2 separate regions of the Mus musculus genome follow, and region 1 is linked to region 2. The links are chromatin loops, found by intact Hi-C in ENCODE. Cell type or tissue: gastrocnemius. All regions are shown on one strand. Each heading gives the region's core, and the rest is flanking DNA. Links, peaks and the distances in the headings are about the cores only. Region 1 has its middle 54 kb from the start of Gm40659. Region 2 has its middle 15 kb from the start of Gm40660.

Region 1 (8,347 bases), core at 56-8,055, 130 kb after region 2:
TTGGACCTTGTCTTTAGTGCAATTTACAGATATTGTCTAGTAATTAAACTGTGGAAAACCTAGCATTACTTATTAGAGTGAGAATTCTTTGTATTTTTGAAGGATTTAATTTTTTTGTATATTAATGTGCATAAGTATGAACTTATGTTTGCATAACTTATGTTTGTGTGTGTGTGTGTGTGTGTGTGTGTGTGTGTGTGTGTTTGAGAAATTCAGAAAAAGGGTGCCAGACTCCTCCGAAATAGAACTGCAAGTGTTTGTGGAATACCCAGCTATTATGTCTTTGTAGTACTAGGAGCTACATGCTAGTCATCACGACTGTATAGTAACAACTGAGCCATTTCTCCATCCCTGGTTTTTAATTTTTTTGGGCCAAGGTGTTGTTGCTATGTCATTTTGGCTGGCCTTGGAATTGTATGTCTTATTCCTAATATTTCTGATTGCAAAGATTACAGAAAATACCAACATTCATACCTTAGTAGAAATTTTAAATTTGAGGAAACTTGCTTGAAGTAGGCAGGTTGTTACATGCATTTAAATAGGGGTGAAAGAAAGGATAACAATAGGCTCTCATCCTAAGGATTCCTCTTACATAGAGAAACTCAGGTTGCCACCTGATGATAATACTGCAATTTAACCAGCTAACACTAGGCACCATAAAATGACAGACTCTGCAATTCTATTCCCAACCTCACCAGAGGTCTCAAAATTAATTATTTTTTCTTGCCTGTGTTTGCTACAAGCTTTGGAAGCAACACAGACATTGAGAAATTTTGCAAACTAGCAAAAAGATAGTAAATTAGTGTAGTTCAGCACCAGCCATGCACTTGAGGAGAGTAAAATGTGGTGATTTTGAGGCCACAGTCGCTTAAGCTTGGTGCTCAGGGGCGTTGGTTAAAAGAGCTTATTAAGAAATTGTATGATGATGACTGCCGTGTCCATGCAGAGAAGAATAAGAACACTCTACTTGCTCGGTTGAATATGAGTCAAGCATATGCTTGCTCCAGTGGATATAGAAATGTCTGTGAAGGATAAATTATTTTATATGCTTTGGCTTTTAAGTAACTCCTATGGTTTTCTGTCCTGCAATCTGTCTCTTACACACACTGCTTAATGATTACATGCCTTTAGCTTTTTGCCAGGGAGCAAAATGAAAAGGAAAATAATTCCAATCATCAATCAAAGAGCCAATGAGTCAGCAGTGACAAGTCCAGTGCTCAAATCTCACATGAGAACTATCACATGCCTGTGCTGTGGATATAGACCTAAAACTGACATTCTTCTTTAACGTGTGAAGCCCTGGGTTTGATCTTCAGTGCCGTAAAATAGAGAAATGAACTAATATCACAAAGTCTTCATTCTGTGTCAGTATAACCCACACGTTTCTTCCTTAGGGTAACTATTAGAACAACCCAGTGTTGCTAGGACACTGATGGATGGGAGTGTGCTATGAATATGCCGTTAAAAAAAAATCAACATTCAGACAATAAAATATGCAAAAAATCAAACACAATTTGACTCTGTAATTATGATTGCTAACCATACTTGGTTCAAATAGATGTTTTTGTGTGATTATGTTTGGAGGTAAAAATATATAAATGTAAATACATGTATATACACATGCATATTTACACATATAAGTGCATATATGTTTTCACTTTTTTGTTTTATATTCAATTTGTAGATGGCATAAATATACATAAACACTAACTAGAGATGACTCTGACACTAAGCCCCCAATGGATATTAATCATTTATTTTTGTTCTGGTTTTGAGAATTGAATGGAATAAGTTTTAGCCCTATTTTTGAAAACAGCTAGAACTATTCTAGAGAGAAGTTTGCAAGTGGAGGGAAGAGATGACCTAATGCTTTGTCCCCTCTAAGTCTTTTGTTGTGCATTTCCTGAATTTTTGTAAGTTTGGCACTTACAATTTTGGATCCTGAACAATTACTCAGGAGGGACCTGCCAGGGCCTGCCTCACTAAAAGAACACAAACAGATCCAGGAAGTGACTTGGAGCTGTGAATCAAGCTAGCTACTGTCTGTGTCTTTGTTCTTCCTGAAGCTCGGGAACACATGGAATGGTGAGAATCAGAGGCTGACATTAAACACTGGCAAAATCTTTTTTAAAGAAAGATGCTTTGCTTCCACGAACTCATATAAGTATTTTGATATAAAGGAAGGGGGTGTCACAGAGAAGAATTGATGTAACCAAAACAAATTTTGCTTGAAAAATGCCTAATTTGATACCTAAGATATTGCATGATAATTTTAAAAAATGCATGTCACAGAGTGATTCTTGTCAGGGTGTATTAGACAACATAGTGAATTTCAAAGTTAAATATTAATTTTAGTTTCTGGTTTTGCTGCTCAGGATTTCCATTCAGCATTTGTAGAATTTCAGAGTGTGCTTTATGCCAGCAGATAAAAAGGGTAGCTAGGGTTCCTTAGAGGGTTAACAGTTCCTGACCATGGCAGCACAAATGTCATGCCTAAGAACCATAATTTGATCATTTATATTTCATGTAATGTTAGAAATTTGTATTTTTGTGTGAAAAAAATAATAGAGGCATGGAAAACAGACTAGATGTGTAGCTCAGTCGGTAGCATGAGCACCTAGCAAGCACACAATTCTGGGTTCAGTTCCCAACACCACATACAACTGTGCATGGTGGTAAAGCCTTCCATCGCAGCACTTTGAGGATGGAGGCAGGAGATCAAAAGCTTGAGATCATCCTCAGCTATACAGCAAGCTCAGGGCCAGGCTTAGCTCCTGTCTCAGGACTTAAAAGAAATGTAGGAGGATAATATGAAGGCAGACAAAAGATTAAAAGTTCTGAAATAACACATTCTTCCCTCTTACAGATAACAAATGCCTCACATTTGTCTTGTCACTCTTTTTATATTTTGGGGTAACTTCATTTGTACCTATTCAAAAATCTTCAAGGGTATTTTTTCTATTGTCTCATTTAAGGAATGTGACTCATGCAGCATATTCTGCTTTGTAAGTACTTGGTCGTCAATATTGTACACAACACTTTCTATTTCCAGGACAGACATTGCTTTACTGTGACAACAGAATTATTTACCTGGGTTCAAAAACCAGTGTTGGTGGTACAGGGTCTCTTTGATATCATTTTATGAGCCTGCATAATGGATTCTTTAGTGGCTGGGCAATCATACTTCCAGTTTAAAGCCAGTGGGTCCAGCCGCTGCTGTCCACACAAATGCCTCATGCCTCTGAAAGCAGTAGCTATCCCAGTTTCAGTCTGCAAAGAAGATTACCAGCCAGTTCTGGAAGGTTATGCAGCAACCACAGAGGCAGAGGGATCCCATTGAACTTGTACAGCAATTGATACCGCAGCTGCAAAGTAAACCCAGCAGAAGCGATGAGCCCACTGGCAGTTGCATACATGTAAACTCTCAAAAATAGCATTGTTGGAAATTAATGGCCTTTATGCATTGCCCCACTTTTTTTTCTACAAAAATCAGAGCATTGGGGAAGAAGAAGATGATATTTTAATGTGTTGATATAACATATAGCAAAGAATTAAGTGTCCTTAAAGGGAAACACAGGCCTGTATACCAGAGTGATAACCAAAGAGAAGCAGTGGACTGAGGACCCCTGCAGCGTCTGTCCTGCCTCACTCAGCAAGGATAGTTCTGGTACAGATGGCGGCAGCTTGTATGCTCTACAGCTCTCATGGAGACTGTCTCCCTGTGACAATACTGTTTACCCACCTTCTAAATCCCTGCCTCACTTCTGCTGCTTTAAACCCATTCCCTTTCTCCTGTTTTCTGGGTTATGTCTTTCTCTTCAGTTGCTAAACCCCCAACTCTCTTGAGAAAACAAAACAAAAATCTCGCTCTCATGTTACACATCAAAAAAAAAAAGTCTGTTTCTTCGCTCGTTGTCTCTTTTATCTTTCCTTGTTTTCTGTTCTCATTTCTAGAAGTTGCCATTTGAGCATATTTTACAGGTGTTAGATATTCCTTTAAACAAGATTTCATCTGTGTCTTTTAAGTCATTTCCCTCTAATGTGGCTTCTTTTCTTCTTCCCCTTCTGCTTCGTTTACTTGTTCTCTTTTGACGTTAAGTTTGAGGCTTCCCTCAAATATCTGCAAATGAGATTATTTGGAAAGACTCCGTGTTTGTCTTGAACTTTATTGGATACTAGCAAATTGTTCTCCCGGGAAACTTCATGTCAGGAGCAGAAAATGAGCATTCTTGTGACCGTAATCTCACCCACTAGGTTTTCTCTTCTGCTTCTTTTTTTCCTCTTTCCATTTAATAGGCAGTAAACAAGAAACAAAACATTATCACTTTTCATTGATCTTAACTTCCTTAGGTCTCAGGTGACAAACCGTGAACATTTAATGTCCTTTATAATAACCCTCTTAAATTATTCTGACTTTACGTGGTTCTTGGCTGATGTATGCTGGTGTGAAATATCTCTTTCTTACATTTTAGGCCTTTATCACACATGTTTGACATTGAAAGGATAACTAACATCCATACTCTATTTTCTTGTTTTATTCTTAGAAATGTATATAATAACCTAGAACCTATGTGTACAGTTTTATGTCAATATAGAGCCACTTGCTTTTCTTGTAAATTCCTCATTCATAGAAAATTTGAAATAAAATTCATGAGTGTATGACTCAGAAAGACATTTTATTCTTCTCTGAAATACTAGGTAGATCTTACCTGATATTATAAATGGAATATCATTAGTCTAAAATAGTCTCATATCAACCTACTATTTCATGTGGTTTTCTGTCCTTCTAAAATGTAAATTCTTTATTTAGACATATTAGGATGAAAAATATAAATTTATCCATTGGAATTTATAAGGGAAAATGTCGCAAATGCATAATTTACAGCATTCTCATGTGAATGCCTATAACTAATTAATAAAATGAGTAACATAAATTCTCAAAGGAAAAAAAAATCCTTTATTGGCTATATTGAAAGATGATGATGGAAGAATTTGTGCTATTTCAAAAAAAGAAGTGATTAAAGTTTAATTTAGATTTTTCAATTCTTGCAGACCCAAAGCATTCATCATTATGCTCCTGCTCTGAGTCACATACACAGATAACAGTGCCAGAGCGTTTACATCAAATATTATCCCTAATCACTCAAGTAGTGGAGCACATTTATCTGGCAAGATTGCTATTAAAATGACTCTCATCCTGTTATCTGTATTAACATCTACTAAACTTAACTTTACAAATGAAAAAACTGACAGCTGATCATTTTCTTAGAAAATTGCAGGGGTTTGGTAATATTCTATTTGGTTTTTGGTTTTTGCGAACTTCTTGGAAATGTATTTTGTTAACTAAAACACATCTCAAACTCTTGCACATTGGAGAGTCATTGTGGTTGCTATGACACTAGAGATTAGTTTTGCTCAAGAATATTTACCACTGATGACAGTTTTGCTTTCATAGAATGTTAACAATAGAAAATGGCAATCTTGGTGAGGGAACTACATTGTAATAAATTCATGATGCAAGAGGGATTTTGCCTAATAGTATCACAGTTACACTTCTGCCTCTCTCCTAGACTCTCTGCTGAGCTGTAATGATTCATTTTTTCTGTTAGCTGAACACATCTTGGGGTGATCTGGGTAATATTATTACTCTAAAAGTTTGCAATGATATTTGCAGATGAGAAGAGCACCAAGTCTGGATATTTAGCAAAGCAGATGGTAGGCATTATCTGATCCATTCAAGACCTGAGGAGATTTTGTGTTGTGTTTTGTTTTGTTTTAAAGTAGAGGATGGGAAAATGATCTTCTGCCTGCCTGATTACTTAGCTGACACATAGGTCTGAACTTGATCTTGTACCACTCCACTCTCTGGGTTAAGAGACCTTCAGATTCAGATTTCAAGAACGAAAACAAAATGATGTGTTCATTTTTAAGTTTGAATAGATCTCTGTAAGAGTACATACACTTGAATACCAGTACTTGTTTGAATAACTGAGAGTGAAGTTCCTCTAGGGCAGGAATTACAGCTGACTCTTTCCTGCTGGATATGAAAGCTAGAAAAACAACCTAGGTCTTCTGCAAAACAAGACACTCTTAACAACTGAGCCATCTTAATAGCCCTACATATTGCAGTGTTACAACTGGCTCTCCATACTGCAGATAGCCTCCATAATAATAACCTTGATAGACAATTGTGTAGACATTAATAGACAGAAAACCCATCATGAGTCTTTACTTAATTGTTACATAAAATGACTTAGTAAATGAGATGACTTGAAATGAATGTCTTTAGTTTTACCAACTTTCTTATTTTTTAGAACAATAAAGACTCTTAGAAAAAGCCATAAGCACTATAAACACGAGACAAGGGAAAAGCAGAAACACTAAACATGTTGCCATTTAACCAAACAATTCTTCAAATGCTTCAATAATAACATAAAGAAGGAAAAAGAAAAAGACAAACAGTTATTTCAATCAGCAGTCATTAGTTTCCTTCTACCTTGAGTATTAAAAATCACCACAATGGGATAACATTTACAAAACAAAATGACCAGAGTTATCAAAGTCTAGGACAGTTGAATTCTATGAGGGGCTTTGATCTTCTGGCTTGTAAAAAGCCTGGTCTCTAGGCATTTCTCACTGGTGTGTGCATTATGAGGCTTATCTGGAAAATGACCAGGCCATGGAGATTCAACTTGATCATGAAAATAAGGGTAGGGATTTTCCTCAGAATTTATTAATTTTACTAGCTATGATGAGGTTGGCATTTTACAAGAAATTCAACACTCAATGCAATAACTAACTTGGCAACTCCATATATGACCCACAGTAGATACTTAGAGACACATAATGCTCGGTGGCTATATGCATCCTTTGCTGTCCTAGAGGTTTACTTATGAGTCATGCCTCTCATGTTCTTTGGAGGTGTCACTGTCACACTGTCATTCTATTCCTTCCATTACTCAAAAACAGCTAACTGACCTTCCTGATGTATCTTTCCTGGGATGTCCACTTAATTGAAACACACACTGAGCCCTTTATTTCTTGAAATTATTGGTCTACTTTCCTAATATGCTGAACCGCAATGTCCTCTCTGATTCTGTTTTCTTCTTCATTTCTCATTGGGGATATCAAAGATCCTGGCTTAGAAGTTATCTGGACCTGGCTCATTTACAGTAAATAGTGCTGGGACTATGTTGAACCTCCTGCAGACTCTTTAGGCTTCAATGTTATCCCTTATAAACTTGCAATGAAAGTATTTTCCCCCTGTAAATGGATTCATACCATGTGCTATGTGCATTCTTCTAGTTTGGACTTAGGTACTCTGAGGTCTAGAGTCCTCTCATATGAATGACTCTATGCTTGCTGGTGCATGTCAGCAAAACTTTGATAAACTTTTAACTAGTGTTAGGCAAAAAAGATTAAAAGAGCTTGCCGGATTCTTCCCAATTATCTTCAGTTCAAAATACTTAAGTCTCTGGATGGTGTGATCTGTTGCCTTGAGTTCCTGTTTCACTCTGCCTCTGGCCTTCAGTGTCCTGTGAACACCCACAGTTCAGCATTAGCCTGTACCTTCTCCCCAGATACGACCCCCCAGTTCACTTGGGACACACTGTAAAATAAAGCCACAGTCAAAGGAACTGGCACAATTCCTCAAACCCTTGGGTTTTACTATCTGTCCAGTTCTGGGCTTTGTCCTGTATTTCCATGATGGCCTCCTCTGTCACTCTGCAAGTTTCCTTTACCTCTCCCCGCTTTAGGAGTCCAGCCCTGACTTGTCACCTGAAAACCCTGACAACCCATCAGGTTCCTCCAGTTTCTGTCTCCATCATGAGTTTGTCTTTCTCTTGAACTGCAGTGAGTTTATGGCAGAGACTGTTCCCTTGTCCTGACAGAGGCCAATGCATCACAGATGCTTGCATTTGCTTCTTCCCTGCATTCCTTCTCCCTTAGAAAGGGAACCCCAGAAACCCAGGCCAGCCTTTTATGGACAGATCAGTACCCCCTGCTCCTCTACCTCTCCTTTCTAATAAGACTTTTCTCTCAGCAGTAGCTCTGTGTACTTCTCATCATTTCCTCTGTTCTTCTAGATTACCTTGTCAGTTCAATTCGTATTATAGAATTCTCTGGCATGCCACAGAAACTCAGATGGGTTCTTCCTTTCTGATGCATCACCGTCTTTAGATTTATTGCCTAGATTAATTATTTTTGTAACATATATTCTTTTAAAAGTATACACATTTTACTATAATTCATTTTCTTAAAGTCATACTTTTCTCCATATAGACATGAGGATGATGAAATTCGTTCTCTGTCTTAGTTTTTCAGGTATCTGACCTGGTCTTGGTTG
Region 2 (8,347 bases), core at 130-8,129:
TAAATATTAACTAGAAATTGAATTTTTAGAAATATATTCTACTCTTATCTTACTCCAAAGGCTTGAAGGTACTTTCTATTGGTCCATGACTTCTTAAAATTCTTTGAGTCTCCACCGTGGCATCATCTCTTGCACTGTGGCTCAGAACACAAGCCAATTCTGAGATCTCCTTTCACGGGAAGCGAGGAAACCCTAACATGAGTGGCCTTCTAGGAAAAGAGCCTGGGCTTTCCCAAAGCTTTCTGTTTCTTCCCCAGAAATTGTATCACTTATAATTTTTCCAGACATCTCATTAGTGAAATGAGTCTGATATATGAAGATTCAGGATGCTGTTTTCCACAACATATAGCCTGCTACACTGGATATACTGGGTAGAACATCTCATGTGTTAGGATCTAAGTTTCACTGTGTCCTGACCACAGATTGTAATCTGAGAATTAGGGTGAAGTTGCAACTTATAAAGACAGAATGAACCTTGGTGAAAGCAAACTATATTTTCAGAGGGGCTTAGGATCCTCATATTTCTCACTGGGATAAAAATAACACTTATTTCCTGTGTCCTTGTTCTGATTAGAACAGCAGAGAGAATGTAAGAGAAAACCTTCCTCCAGATGTGACATCTAATGTTCTTGTTAGTTTATCTTGTACATAGTTGAGTCACTTCATCTCCAGGGTTTGGATGCTGATGGTCTACTTGAGATTTACCTCTCAGTACTATGTGAAAGCTATTGAATATAGTACTCACTGTCAAGGGCATTGCAAACCTGTAGATCATGATCTTGATTTCTAGCTCTGCTATTTCTCCTGTGATTTCAAGAATATGGCATAACTTCTCTAAGCCCTCTTTCTATGTTCTAAAACAGATTCTATTATAATTCTTAATTTTTTGAGGAAGTGAAAAACACTTTAAAGAAAAACAGCAATGTATTTCAAGTTCCTCTTCAATGATTTTAGAAGCAAATATTCCATTTCCTTGCTCCAGAAAAGCTTCCATTTCATGTATACCTGCCCCTGTATTCAATCTTGCTTGCTTATTAAACAGAAATGAGACTTCGTTCACTAGCAAGTCCATTTTCTCTTGTGCCCCTGTGTCTCATGTCTTTTGTTTTTCCCCTGGGTGTGGTCTTTCAAACTGACATTCTCAACTAACCATGGATTCTTCCAGACAGAGATCATATCTCAGCAGCTTGTAAATGCTGAACAAACATCAAACTCTCTTTTGACTCATAGCCTCTGTTGTCCTGTCCACCCTTTTTCTCATTTCTAGTTCACATACAAGTTCCTTGAAATGTCTAAAAAGTTTCTCCCCAACTCCCTATCTCCTCTTCATTTTCTTCTTGTAGTTAACAATTGTGTGTTTTTTTTTGGATTATTTTTGTTATTTTTACTCTGAGGGGTGAGGATCTTTGGCCTATATTTTCCAAGGTCTCTCTTTCTGCTTCATCCCCAAACCTTCTCCAAGGATCTCATAATTCTACTCTGAGTACACTATATGCCACTGAAGTAGATCTCTCTTGGGGTTAATAGACACCACTACACTGCATTCATTGCCTATATAGCCACTGCTCACTGTTCGATCTCCCTCCACCATCACAGGAGTGAATCCCTACACTCTACTGTATTAGATTAGGATTTCACCTTTCCATAGATACATCTTCTTTAACTCAACCTCTGTAAGGGTAAATTCAATTCTTAAAGTAACCCCTAAAGACACAATGTCAGAAAATGAACTTTTGCGGGTATTTTAGCTTTTACAAATAGTAGTTGGATATAGGACGTCTCGTGGCAATCAATCATCATTATGTTAGAGTTATGAAGGGATGTCCTGCTGTTTCAAAGCTTTCATAGTTGCTATTAAGAAGTCCAAAGTCATTCTGGCCTTTGATCTACTAAATACGATCTGGTTTTAATCTGTTAGACCCTCTCTTTGTACACACTATGCTGAAACTTCTCCGTAGAATTATTTGCTGTAATTCTATTTCCATCGCTTGCTGTGAGCTCTCATTGGGTCTTTTTTTTTTTTTTTTTTTGTATAGAAATCCTTTGGCACTAGAAAATGTGATTGAAGTAGTCCTTTGATGGTTTCTTTGTCAGAATTATCTCCCTTTTCTTGTCTCTTTGTTAACTAAAACTTAGACACTCATAATTCCTCCAGCTTTTAAATTTTTTCCTAATATTTTTCTTTTCTAGTTTCTTCCTTTGGCTAGCTGGTCTTAGAGAGCTTTTCAATATGAATTCCAGACATTCTCCTAGTGAGCTGTCTTATATTCTGCACATGATTTAGAGTACTATTTTTAATCTTTAGATATTTCATATTTTCCCATACACCCTGTGTTCTTGTTCCCCAGATGCAGTCTCTGCTTTAGTTTCTTAGAGTATTAAAATACTTTGTTTACATATATGGGGATTTCATTGTCTCTGCTTTGTTTCTGTTTCTTTCAAGTTCACTTTGTTATTATTTGTTATTGTTTGTTTTTGCCTTAGTGTGAAATGTTTTCATGTTAGAGATTCTTCTCATATGTGGTTCCTTGTTTTCTGACATTAATTATATAAATAATTGGCTAAGAAAATTTCCCACCACTAGGCTTAGATTCTAATTCTCTGGATTAGTAGTTACTCACATTACATCTGCTTTGAAGAATTTTTAAAAAGTTTGCCATGTTGTTATTTTGTGATATCCTTTTAATTACGTGTCTGTGTCTTTAACAGATGTTAGGATTTCTTAGTTTGAATAGGAGGCTATGTTATTTCTGCTATTATTACCTGCTCATTTTTCATTCATGCTCATATCCCTCATACCTTGTCCTGCCAAGCTTCCTACCAACGTTAGCAATGCAATAGTCTTCATCTGCCATATCCACAGACCACATTCTCTTTACCTACATCTTAGACCACTCCCTTACTCTCCTTCCTAAAGCACTGCTAGTTAGATAATGTCCCTTATGACTATCTGATGAGGAGCAGCTGTCTCATTCTATGTAGTTCTTTGACCTGGTGCTATACTAAATTGAATGCCTTGACAGGGTACACAGTGAAGATGAAGACCAACCTCATATGTATAGATTGGCATGATGCTGAGAACATCTTCTTTACCTTTCTAGCTATTGTACAGATGGAGAGAGATCAGGTTCGAAGCTCTGACACCCAGTGCTTTGATCTAATAGACAGACATTCTTAGACTTCTAGGTCAGTGCCTAGAAAGAACAACATGGCTCCACAAGCATTTTAATAATTACTGTATTTTGGTTTTGTTTTGTGGGCTGTAAACTCCAATAAGTTGTTTTATACATTTACATGTGTAGTAAAAATCACAAAGTTTGTGATTTTTCTTTGAAAATCATGAAAATAGCTTTCCCTTTATGAGAAATCTTCAGTGTTTTGTATTATATGTGGGTAGTCTACTGTAAGACTGTAATTCACTGTCCTTCATTAGTGTTTTGTGTTCATTAAATATACAAATATATTATTTGACTCTGATAGAGAGATCATTGTCTTGAGATAAATTAGTAACAAAAATTATACTAATACAAGGAGATAACTACTTTTGCATTGTTTATTTCATATCAGCATAATGCTTTGTCACAAAAAATGACCTCATAAAAGAGAAATAAAAGTTTTAGTTCTACTTATTGTATATTTTTTACCTTGAAAATGGAAAGATGTGTCCTTGGTTAAGAACAGGTACTGTTTTTGTAGATGCTCCAAGTTCAATTCCTAGTACCCGTGTAGGGCAGCTTAAAACCCATTATAATATGCTATTCAGCTCTTGCTCCCTTCAGCACTCAAAAGCATGTGGCATACACACATACGTTCACACACACAAGAGTGGCAGGCAATGACCTGCCTCTCTTTGACTGTACATATCTATCTATCTATTGTAACCTTCATCAGCCTAAGCAGGGTGGTTCAGACCATACTCCACTGAGGCAGAGCCACCTGCTGTGCTGCTTCTCCAACTCAACTAGTTTCCTTTGATGTTACATTGCCTGCCACCTGCCGTGAGGCCAAATGGGTTCTCCAATACTTTCTGGAGTTAACTACAATCTGTGAATCTGGCGAATTGCTGCTAAAAGGCTGTGCTGACATCAAGAATCTTGGCGTGATGGGGGATGGGTTTCCCTCTTTATAAGCACAGACTTTTTTATTAAACATTTCAGCTCCTATTGCCTCCCAGGCTTGAACCCGGACATGAGGGACATGAGAGCCACAAGCCAACCCCAACAATCTATATCTATATTATATATATATATATGTGTATATATATATATATATATATATATACATATATATATACATACATATATTTATTTATTTAGTTAGAAATAAAATAAAAAAGAGAGGATTCACTCTTTCTTAGCTCCATCTTTTCCTTCTCTTTCCATCTTAGACCATATTTGCAATAGTCCAGGACAACACTGTGTACATTAATGCTTAGAATAAGTTTAGAAGAAGTTATCTGTTTTCACATATTGCCTTTTTATAAACATGCCATCTCATTTTTTCCCTATCCTTTGGGATCTTCACATTTTAGAGAGATTTTTATTTTGAATATTGTTAAAACTTTTTTTATATTATTATATCACTGTCACTGTGCTCTGGAGAGATGGACCATTTTCAGTGAGAATGATTTTTATCACTACCAAAGCTACTTTCTAACCAGAAGTAGAAGAACAAGAATTGAAACCAGTTCTGAATGGTAAACATTGGCATGTGTAAGCAGACTGCAAAGGCAAGGTGTCTTTGTCCTTGTCCTGTAGTTGTATTGATTATAGACCAGACGTCATGTTATGCTATATTGCTGGGATCTAGAACCATTGGTCTAGCTTTAAAGGACAGATATGATTGTTGCACAGAACTTCCTATTAGTTTGTATTCTAATTCAGCTCATGGAGGAAAGGACAAAAAGATAGAGGTCCTGATGTGGAAAGGAATATATATCAATCTTTGTAGCTGGTTTCAGTTTGTCCTATGCTGTAAATGGGATGTCAGACAGATGTCAAGCCATATTCTAGTTCAGTGAGTTGGATGGAAATATGTCTCAAGAAAAATACAGGCAACATCTAAGGCAGGGTCTTAGGATACAAAGGCTGGCTGGTGATTCAGAAGCAAAAATTTTAAAGTAGAAAGAAAATTAAGCCAATATGTAGCCAACAGGCAGGGCCACTCTAACTCCACATTCAAAGAACACCCATAGAACAGGGATACCATGTACATTTCATTGTTCTCTCCCCAGCCTGTTTATAAAAGCCCTTAAGACCACACAAGGGATGGGGGACCAAAGAGTATTTACTCTCAAAGGGAGGGAAAACAGGGTTGGCTGTACCAGTTCTTTGGTGCACAGATCAAAGATTCCAAAAACAACTGGCCAGCAGAGAAATGCAATGTGCCTAATACATTTGTTTTCGAAAACCTGGAAGATTAAAGTAAATAGTAAAATGAAATTAAGTATAAAGTTAAAGAAGATCCATTGTGAATTTTCTGTTGAAATTGCTTTAAAGAATAAGCTGATGGTGTGGTATGGGAATAAAATGATACTTTTTTTTTCTAGAAGGAAGGGGTGTACAAAGACCCGTCTCTCTTTGACTATGCTTACATACATGTGAGTGCATGAATGCATGTGCTTATGTGTTTGTGGTCATGTCCACACAAATTCATGCATATTCTAATCCATATATGTTAAGTGGTGCAGAACGGGTGTGTGTGTGTGTGTGTGTGTGTGTGTGTGTGTGTGTGTGTGTGTGTGTGTGATATGATGATATGGTGTATGTCTATAGCTTTAAGCATTGCTGGAAATAGATGATTTTGATTTGGAACATCCTCTTCCATGAGCCAAATAGCTAGCATTTAATGTCAACCTGAAAAGAGAAGAACAGAACCAAACGTACTATATGGTGCTAAGAAAAGTTTTTATCCAGTTGCCTAATGTCAAACCATAAGAAGCACATTTCAGCATTGTTTGCCAAGAACAGTTAATCCCTTAAAATTCAATTTAATACATGTTAGCTCTATGGCTCTGCTTGTATCTGCATGTATGTTACTTTATGTGGGGTTGGGAGAATTGCCCCAGTCCTGCAGCAAATTACTTCATGTTTTCGTGTTTTCCTAGTGTCTTGTCATCTGTGAAAACAGCTTCCTTAAAAAGTGAAGTCCATCTGTCTGGAAATAAAGATTTCATTTTTAAGTACCATAGTGAGTACCACATTTTCTTTTGGAAAAAAATCCTCTCTACATCCACTATTTTAAAATACTATTGAATCTCATCTTTACATTTAATGGTATAAAATAGAATATTTTACATCAGAGAACCCCACAGGAGTTCTTACCATTCCTTTCCACTCACATAGCATACTAGGAATGGATCTGTGTGGAAATATCAATCCATTTAATGTTAACTGCTACACCACCTGCTACAAAATTCCTTAACTTTCATTTATTATTGATATAGTGAACATTTTCATACAGAGTATTAAAATCACTTTAAAACTCATAAATCCACTAAAGGTTATGAGTTATTTTAAAACCTATGACTTAATTTCTATTAAGTAAATAAAGATAAATGGATCATATTATGTTTTCTGAGTTTTGAAATCTAAATAAAATTTTTCTTAAGTTGGTATGCAACGTCTTGGCTTTTAGTTTTGCTTTTGTTTGGAGTTAACTAACGTTGGAGTTCCTAGGATGTGATTACAGCTTTCCTGATTAGAAAAAAACCATTTTTTGAAAAAGTATCCATGATAGTTAAGTCTGTGAAGAAAAGAAACAAACATTTAGAAGTTATATTTAGAAATACTTCATACAAATATAAAACAAATGCCATAAATCTTTAAAAATAGTGTCAGTTTTAGTAATCACAGGCTAAAAGCTGCTGTTCATGGTGGCAGTACTTATTTATAGAAAATAATTTGTACTAGAGTCAATCAAATTATATGTATAGCTCCCATTGTGTTCAACATACAGTGTATCCTACATTGTACAACTGAGGTAAAAGAGGCATCAGTATTGATTCAGAGGAACTCCATATGGTATGTGAATTTAAAAATAATTTAGAAGAGATGGCAAGGCATTTTATTTTTAAGTGGATTATAAACAGACAACACACATGAAACCTGATAGTGGTGTTGGGCTTTAGGAAGGCTTGGTGCTTTGTCCTTCATGGTTGTAGAGGGTGTCTCATAAATTCACAAGTTGCATTAATTTAATTTGAATATATGGAGTGTGGAAGGAAGGGCATCGCCCTGATGCTGTGCACGCTTCACACACACTTATGCTCCTCAGGGGTGTGGCTTACGTATTTAGTTTAATTAACTCTGCACTTAATTGCTGAATCTCAGACCTATCATATCATATACATCCTTTTATTTTGGCAACTTAGTGCCAGAACTTGAGGAAAATTAGTTCTATTGTGCCAGAGGTTGTTGGTTTTTGTTGATTTGTTTTATCTGATTTTGATTTTACATTCAGTCTAACTTGCCTTCTTAAGTCTTGAGTATTTCCTGTATTCTACAGATCAATTAGTATTTATGAGCAACTTTGTGCTGTATAAAACTATTGTGGGTGGATATAAATTCCACATTATGCTTAGAACCTCATCTTCATAGTATTTTACAGGTATTTTGAAATCATTTATATCTTTCAAAATAAAATATATCTGAACAGAAGGTTAGACTAGTCTGCAAAATTTATAAGCAGCAGTAAATAAAATACATTTTTCTTTACTCTTTGAACAAGAATTGCATAAGACCAGATGCCCAAGAGAATAAAAGTGGAGAACTAGCAACCAAGCTGACCTTAGTTTTATGCTAAGTATATGGGTAATCTTATCCCAAACTTACAGCAAAGTATGGGTCTGGTAGAAGGGAAGCCCAGAGTGGGTAGTCTGTGAGCCCACAAACCTGAAATAAAGTAGCAAAGCCAATGGAAGGGCAAATCCATACACACAATCCCATGAAATGTGAAGCCTAAGAAAAATACTTTATTCCTAGATTGGACAAAATTATCCAAGACATTCAGCAGGAGAGATTTCATGGACAACAAGAAATGATCAACTTAAAAGTCTTTATTTTTAGCTAACTCTTAGCAGGTACCATGGCTACAGGCTGTCAAGGAATCAGGGGAGAGTAGTGTTTTGAAAGAGAGGAAGCTCCACCTTTGGAGTTTCTACTCACTTATTGTCTAAAATTAGCAACAATTTAATGTAGCTTTCTGTTTTGGGAGTTATGCACAACGGTTTTTTTGGGAATGCTGAATTAAAAGCAGATGGGCTCCCTATTCAACTTTCTTCCCTTTCCTGTTATTCTGAAAACAATTCCAGATCATGGGAGTCCCTGAGAAGAGACAGTTTCACAGC

Evidence for each region. A loop is a pair of places that touch in the nucleus more often than their neighbours do. Peaks named below come from ENCODE experiments on the same cell type or tissue, not always from the same donor. Only the 100,000 strongest peaks of a DNase experiment are listed, where the experiment ranks them.
Region 1: it touches region 2 in a loop (1.9-fold over the local background); 4 of 42 quality-filtered maps call a loop at or near these places.

The regions. Positions count from the first base shown.
Region 1 is chr13:5,308,805-5,317,151 of GRCm38, reverse strand. No RefSeq gene overlaps it. Among named protein-coding and RNA genes, the nearest start is that of Gm40659, 54 kb to the right of the region's middle. In gastrocnemius, for the core only: no CTCF peak of the experiment used is centred there; a DNase peak (open chromatin) is centred at 3,648; H3K27ac peaks cover 3,515 bases.
Region 2 is chr13:5,436,288-5,444,634 of GRCm38, reverse strand. No RefSeq gene overlaps it. Among named protein-coding and RNA genes, the nearest start is that of Gm40660, 15 kb to the left of the region's middle. In gastrocnemius, for the core only: no CTCF peak of the experiment used is centred there; a DNase peak (open chromatin) is centred at 3,968; H3K27ac peaks cover 2,688 bases.